Linked DNA regions of Mus musculus: region 2 is linked to region 1. Evidence: chromatin loops called from intact Hi-C (ENCODE). Cell type or tissue: left cerebral cortex. All regions are shown on one strand. Each heading gives the region's core, and the rest is flanking DNA. Links, peaks and the distances in the headings are about the cores only.

Region 1 (3,828 bases), core at 517-3,016:
TATCTGGAAAGCTTTGGCAGCAAATTCCTTACCATAAATCTTGCTTTGCAAAGTTACTAGCTGAGCAACGTGACTGTTCTTGACGTTTACATATACTGGGGAAGGGGAAGTAGAAGGGAAGAGTGAGGAAGATTCTGCTTTTTAATGGAGCACTGAGCTCTTTTACCATTTTTTGCATTTTCAGTTGATTGTCATACACAGGAGTTCCTGACTCTTGGTACTTAAGCTCACCTGCTTTCCAGTCAGTTTCCAAGCTTTTCAACTCTCCAGCCCTAACCTTTGCCTCGATGTAAAGAAGAGTAAAAACATACTCAGTGGGAGGGGTCGGTACTTCTCTAGGATTAGAATTTTAAGTTCCTGGCAACCAGTGCAATGGCCCCTTTATTAGCTATAGTTTGTGTCTGTGACAAAATACTTCCCTCTCTGTGGCCTTTGGGATTGTCTTTTGTTCCACAATTATTTGCCTTTTGATGAGTTTTTACTTCCCAAATGTGTGTGCCATCCTCTTGTAGGGGCCATGTTAATGTTCTCTGGATCACTTGGGTTTTAGTTTAAAATGTGCTGCCAAAGGAAGGACATTTGATAAGTTTCTTAATGGTTATTAGACCGAATGCCCAAGTAGGTCCTTATTAAAATTTTTTTTGTAAATTTTTTAGTATATTTACATTTTTCCTTTTACTTTTCTTGATTATGGACCTAAAATTTCTGTTAACTGAATATCTGATTCTTGCTCTTTGCTGTGTTTCAATTCCTTACTGTACTTTCTAGTCCACTGATGTTTAGAATATGCCTTTACTTCGAAGAGCTGTTTCCTATCTGTGCCTTCAGCCCTTAAATGAAGAGAAGCTTATTTGAGGGCCAAAGTAATCAGGTAGCTGAAGGTTCCAGTTACAAGGTACTTCTTAAGGAAACGTGCTGTTGTATGTGCCTTCTCTGTCCTCCAAATCCAAGCCGGAGAAGGTTGGGGAGTGTTGAGTTTGTGAATGAGTCTTCTTGTAGATTGTGATTGTCAGATTTCTTTGGAAGTTTTTACGTATTTACTGTTTGAAGGGAAAAGGTGTAGGGGGTGGGAGCATTGGAGGAGCAAGGAGGCTAGGGGCAACATTTAATCAGGAAAATTTCCCATTTTCTAATGGTGCCTATTTTTTGTTGGGCTTCTTTCTATCTTGACACCTGTTTACTTACATCACAATAAACTTATTTCTGAGGGAGGAATGGGCTGGCTGCCCTGGATGGGAGAAAGAACTCTGGTATGTTATTAATGGAGTCTTTTTAAAGAATGGTTTTAATTCTTGCCCCCCCCCCCCCCCCCCATTTAGACACACCTGAAGTTCCAAAGCCCTCTGGAATTTGTGCTTGATAAACCCTGGCAGGCTTTGCTGAAGGCATTTACAGCGTTGTTTGTGCCTCAGGGGCAAAATACATCTATTTACCCTTTAGTTTAGAACTAAATAAATTCGTGTGTAATGTATTTGGAATAGCGCTGGCTACAGAGCTTTTTTTTTTTTTTTTTTTTTTTTTTTTTAGTATATTTAAAGCACCGAATGAGATATTGCTCCTGTCTTAAGATTTTGGTAGTGTGTCTGATCTGAGTTACTTCTATCCTTAAAGTAGTACTTGGGACAAGGAAAACACAATTGAAATCTAATACTTAAAATAATACTTAAAAAAATACTTAAAATTAGTTTTGCTTTCTCAAACTCCCCCTCACCTCGGATAACTTTGAACTAAATATCCACAGCCCCTGAAGCTATGCAGTTCTCTGCCCTGTTCGGAAGGACAGCACATTTAAAGGTTCCTTCTATGTAAAGGCCAGGATGATGCAACTAAAAATGCTTCCGAGTGGCGTTTGGAACCTCATGGTTCTCGATTTTTATTTTGCTAAAAATATCCAAATCTGAGACCCAAATAAGTTTTAGCATTCAGGACTCAGTGAGATTGAGACCCAACCCTTGACCCGCCCCTGCTGGCTGGGAGCTCAGGTTTCCGTCGCTTTGGTAGCAGAAGCCGGTTGCCCTCAACAAATATGGTCGCTGCGGTGCCGCCTGGGACTCAAGCTCAAGCTCACCGGGCCGGAACCACGTAATGCCAGAGGCGGGACTCGGCAGGCGGAGTGCCTCTCAGCAGAACAAGGTGAGGACTGACTGGTGAGCTGTCTCTGCAGACTGCCTCTGTGTTCCCTCGCCATGTGCGCATGGTGTCTGGCGCTGCTGGTGAGGATCCGGGGACCAAGGGAGTGAGTGGGGAATAGAGGGAGGTGGAGAGGGAGGGCATGGGCCGGGTCTCGGGGCAGGAAGGGTCAGTACTGCGTCTTCCCTACTCTGGCCTCTAAGCACTAGGCCAGCTGGAGCCTGTTTGATCCGGACTTGTTGGATCAGGCCCAGCGGTGCAGGTGGACATACCAGAATGGGAACCACACTCACGCAGAAACACTTCACCCCAGGCTCTCGCACCTTGTCATAGTCCAACAGCCAGGCTGGCCACCTGGTGTGGTGTTCTGGGTCCTTCCATCTTTTCCTTCAGAATGGGAACAGGAGGCCAGTTGGTTATCCCCTTTGTTCTATTGAAACATTGCTAAGTTGACATCACATGCAGAAATCAGACAGTCTTGATTGCTTGATATTCTAAACCCTGTGGAAATCAAGAGGCAACTCCTTAAAAGACTGTATCCGGGAGTGGCAGCGCACACCTTTAATCCCAGTATTTGGGAGGCAGAGAAAGGTGGATTTCTGTGAGCTCAAGGCCAGCCTGGTCTACATATTAAGTTCCAGAACAAGCAGGGTTATGTGGAGAAACACTGTCTCAAAACACAAACAACAATCCCCCCTCCACCACCACCCCCCCAAAAAAATCCAACAAGCCCCAAGAAAACAAAAATCATCTATTGAAGGAGTAAGAGGTGAGAGATCCTAGGATGACTAGTTTAGGAGAGCCTCTTGTTTGGACAGTTTGTGGATTTTTAATATTAAGCAGTTGTTTTTACATTAAAAAAATCAGTTCTTTGAGAATTTCATATCATGTGTTTGGTTCATATCCACCATGGATGACTCAACCAATCCCATACTCCACCCCTCCTTCAAGACTGCTTTGTACTACCCAAATAGTCTAGGATGTGTGGTCTTCCACTGAAGGGTGGGAGGGAGGCTACACTCCTAGAGAAAACTGTCTCTCCCTCTCCCAGCCGCTCAGAATTGCCAGCAGTTGCCATGCTGGCTTAGGCTTGCGCAGGGTTGGTGCATGCTGTGTCCAGAGGAGGTTTCATTGCAGGTCTTACCTTTTTTCCTTTCACAATGATCCCTGAGCCTTGTGAGAGTAACATATGAGTGTTACATATGTCCCTTTTAGGAATAAGAGTTATATGTAGTCTTTTAGTCTCTGCACCTTGGCCAGTTGTGAGTATTAACAACTGTGTTAATAACTATCTACTGCAATAGAAGCCTCTTAGATGAGGGTTGAAAATACATTCATTTATGGGTATAATAATAAGTCAGTTTACACTATCTAGCAGCATAAAGTGGTAAGTTTTCCCCTAGGGCCTATGACTTCCCTAGCATAGGTTCGTAGCCTAATAATGATGCCAAGTATGGGTTTCATCCTATGGAGTGGCACTTAAATCCTATATATATATATGTGTGTGTGTGTGTGTGTGTGTGTGTGTGTGTGTGTGAATGTTTGGTGGATGTGTAGTCAGTATGGGGGAAGGGGATGCCTCCGTGGGCCCATACTGAGGTCCCCCTGAGGGGCCAGCCACAAGACCACAGTATAGTATAGAATAGTTTATTCAGGGAATGGGGAGGGGAGTTGACAGGGTAGGAGAGACAGAAAAAG
Region 2 (3,828 bases), core at 744-3,243, 320 kb before region 1:
ATTTTGGATGTTTGCATATGAATTCACACTGACCTGTTCAGACTGGATGGGAAGAATTAAGCCATAGATTTGAAACTAAAGCTTACTTGGTGGAAGAGGCTCATCGATTGTTGGGTAGTGATGATGTTCAGGCCTCAAGGAAGGAAGTTGGCTTATTGGCTGGGAATTATGGAGTATAGGACATTCACCTATGAACAAGATAGTCAAGACATTCATATGCATTGCTATGGCACTGTTATAAAAAACATGACTGTAAAACAAAGATCACCATAAGAAACAACAAATAAAATGGGAAATCTAGTTTTTGTGTCAGTTTACTATAACCATGTCATTTTTGACACAAATTATTAAGGAAAAGGAAGAGAAGGAAGAAGAAAAGCAGGAGAAAAGAAGAGGAGGAGAAAGAAGAAGGAAGAGAAAGAGGAAAATGGAGAGGAAAAAAGAGGAGGAAAGGAAAAATCCGAATATGTTTTGACTCTTGATCTATGCCACATACACTAATCAATACATGTGGTCAGAGTCTGATTCTGTAGCTACTTGAATTGTCTTGGTTAGAAGGTGACATCACGAAGGAACACTAGGGAAAAACTTAACGAGCCTTATTTTATTCCAGTGAAGGAGACAGGCTTGTTTGAAGGGAGTGAAGTATTTATCACAAAAGCTTTGTTGGATTATGGAAAATACACCTGATCATATGGATATGAGGGCATCATAATTAAAACAACAGAAGACTATCAAAAGACTTATTTTCAGAGTTAAAGGGGACTGAAACTCTCAGACAGTGCATTTCCAAGATGGATCAAGGAACTGGTGGTCCAAGGATGTAAATTCCTATAAAGGGACATTAGACGGTAAGATGGGGAGCCAAACATCTCATGGAAATCATGGTTTGTCCAGATTATATGGAGGAGGAGTCAGAAAAGCCAAACAGTGCACTGGAAAGAGGAATAGATAATAGACAAAGGCTGTAGATAAAAGGCAGGAAGACTGATACAAGAAAATTTGAAACAGAGAAGTGGGATAGACAAAAGTAAACCAAACAGATACAGAGAAACTATAGAAATCAATGTATCTATAGATTTTGTGACTTATTAGTATGCACATTGCTTCTACTGATGTTAGTACAGACTAACTAAACAAAATTCAGGAACAGCATTTCTGTTTCATAATGTACTGAGGTATGCAAATTGACCACATAAACTCTAGTAAATAATTCTCTCAATCTCTGGAGACCCTGAAGGGCTCAGAACACAGCCAGCCCCCATCCAACTCTGTACTGCTTTCCTCCTGCCTCAGACCATGCTCACACCCAGGACAAAATCAGAGGACAAAAGATATCATTTCCTTTTCCTTCCAGGATTATTGCATGTATTCTATTAACCTTTTGGTCAAAATGGAGAGAAAGTAAAAAGTAATGGTGAAGATCTTTGAAGGATCAAATAGTGAACATTCTACAGAACATCCATGCCTGGATATGATTTACTTTCCCACTATCATTCTATAGACACAGCAGAAAATAAAATTAGTAGAAAATATTAGGTGGGCTTAGCTTAGTAGTTAATTCCAAGAGATGACTGGCAAGTAAAAATAAAGATGTGCTCAGAACAGAAGGTCCTTCTTAATATTAAAAATACATTTTTTTCCTGAAGAGTCCCACCATTACTAAAATGCTTTGGTTCTTTGAAGGTACCAGTAGAAACCAAGGAAGCATAAACTCATTGTTGACAAGCTGCTGTTTCAAACACAGGTTTTGTGGGTAAGTGGCTATGGCACTCACATTTATTTTCATAAATGCTTAGGGTTAAAACATTCAAAAAGGAAACGGGCATAGCTGTTGCCTTGCCAGTTGCTGTACTTTATAGTTTGTTTCTTAAAATAAGAAAACAACCTTACCTCATTTAGTTAAACCTCATGTAATTTAACTCAACCAAACACGTTAATTGTTCCTCCAAGTCTGTAGGAATATCATACTGTTGCTTGGTGGAAGCATACCCCACCTACACGTGAGCCCTAAGAAACTTTGAGGATGTGACAGATGCTCGGTGGCAGCTGAATGAATAAAACATGGAGGCAGTACTATTCTAGGGCCCAGTTCACATTGTCACCTTTGCATCAAATTAAGTGTTCAGAATATTCAAGAAGGGATAATATTTCTCAACTAAAAATAAGAGAGAGTCTTTAAATTTATTTTGATTATAACTGACCTGGCCAAATTGTAGTAAAGACAAGCATGAAAAAGACTTCCTGTAAGGTCTGTGGCCGCAAACACTATTGACTGGTTAGAATCTCAGCGTTGCGGGAAGGATGGGATGTTGCAATTCTAAAGCCGAATTACAGTTCATGTTGGCATATTTATTATTTACCTAGTAAACAGCCATTCTTTACCCCAACTCTGTGTTAGACTTAACATCCTGCCACTAGTAGATAAAGCTGGACCAGCGTCCAGACGGATGAAAGAACAAAACACTTTTAGAATGAATAAACTTGACAACACTCTAGTTTTTCACAAACTAAGGGGCTAAGAGCATCATCACGTGGCATCTAAGGCCTATAGCTGAGGTTTCTCCACTGGGTTGTAGCTACCTACTCACTGTGTCCACCAACAATTTTTTTTTAAACTTAAAAAAAAATCTTTTAAAAGCATCATTATTTATTTATGACTATTTTTATACTGTTTCTATAGAAACTTCAGGAAAATGCTTTGGAACCTAGAATTTAAGGTAAATTCTAAAACCCTAAAACTGTGTTCCTAGGGTTCCTAGGTCATCTTTGGCTCCAGAACAGACCAATTCTTATTCCCCTTTAATTGAAAGCTATGTATTTGTGTCAACATAAACTACCAAGATACTATTTGAAGTAAAGTGGTTAGCATTTAATTGTGTGAAAATTTCCTTGGCTAACATGGTGAGGCTAGAATCAAAGAGTGGTTTCTTTCATGTAACTTAAACAGTTAGTTTTCTTGCTCATCTCATTAGGAGAAAGGCAGAGTGCATCGCTGTTTAATCTCATTTAACTCTTCCATTTATTCCTCGAGGTCAATGCTACAATTATAGCCACTTGGCTCACAAAGAAGCAGAGATGCAGCACAGGTAGGTCTTTTGTGAGGAAGCAGCACGTGGACTTACCCCCAGGGCTTAACTCATGACCACATGACTGCTTCTTTCATTTGTCTGCAAGTTTGTTTTTTGATAACTGCTTTAAACTGAGATTTAAGTAAAGGGTGTATAGAAGGAAAAGAAACAAAATGTTCATAAGAAATACTAGTTTAATAGTTTAATTTGGATTTATATGGAATGAGTCATTGATTTTAAAACTGAAGATGGCTGCCTTTGGATTAGAATCTTATTTGAAATATGAGAAGAAAATTTATGCACTTATATTGTAACTGAGCTGGTAGAAATGAAGATGTTCCAGAGAGATGCTTGTGTCTTTCAATCCGACTAATAGACTATTGAAACAATGGACTGAAGAAATTTGAATTTTCCAAGGAATCTCATGTTCTCCCAACTAGTTAGACAATCCTTCATGGAAAGCTAGCAGGCATGATGATGAGGGGGATGATGGTGGGTAGGTGGGAGATCTGGACCATGATGACGGGGAGAACTAACCCTTAGCCTGAACTACTCAGGCTTTATGTCAATCCCCCAAACATGAACCCAGTGTGTGCCACTGAACATTCTAGTTCTCTACTGCAATGTGACAACCTCCTGTTTCTGCTTTTTGTGACCTGTGGGGGGATTAGTTAGTGGAGCCTTGCTTGTGAGGGATGCCAGGGCCCAGGCTCAAACTTGAGTGACTCTGGTTGATTATGCTGTTCTTCCTTTGCAT

The links. Hi-C counts contacts between places; a loop is a spot of excess contacts. Peaks named below come from ENCODE experiments on the same cell type or tissue, not always from the same donor. Only the 100,000 strongest peaks of a DNase experiment are listed, where the experiment ranks them.
Region 2: it touches region 1 in a loop (3-fold over the local background); 2 of 42 quality-filtered maps call a loop at or near these places.

What each region holds. Positions count from the first base shown.
Region 1 is chr13:14,628,152-14,631,979 of GRCm38, forward strand. It overlaps AW209491 (expressed sequence AW209491), which reads left to right and starts at 2,107. Exons shown (of 2, transcript NM_134067.4): 1 at 2,107-2,213. In left cerebral cortex, for the core only: a CTCF peak has its summit at 1,945; a DNase peak (open chromatin) is centred at 2,062; H3K4me3 peaks cover 1,350 bases; H3K27ac peaks cover 937 bases.
Region 2 is chr13:14,311,603-14,315,430 of GRCm38, forward strand. Hecw1 (HECT, C2 and WW domain containing E3 ubiquitin protein ligase 1) reads right to left here. Exons shown (of 29, transcript NM_001081348.3): 11 at 87-188. Among named protein-coding and RNA genes, the nearest start is that of Gm30893, 210 kb to the right of the region's middle. In left cerebral cortex, for the core only: no CTCF peak of the experiment used is centred there; a DNase peak (open chromatin) is centred at 2,058.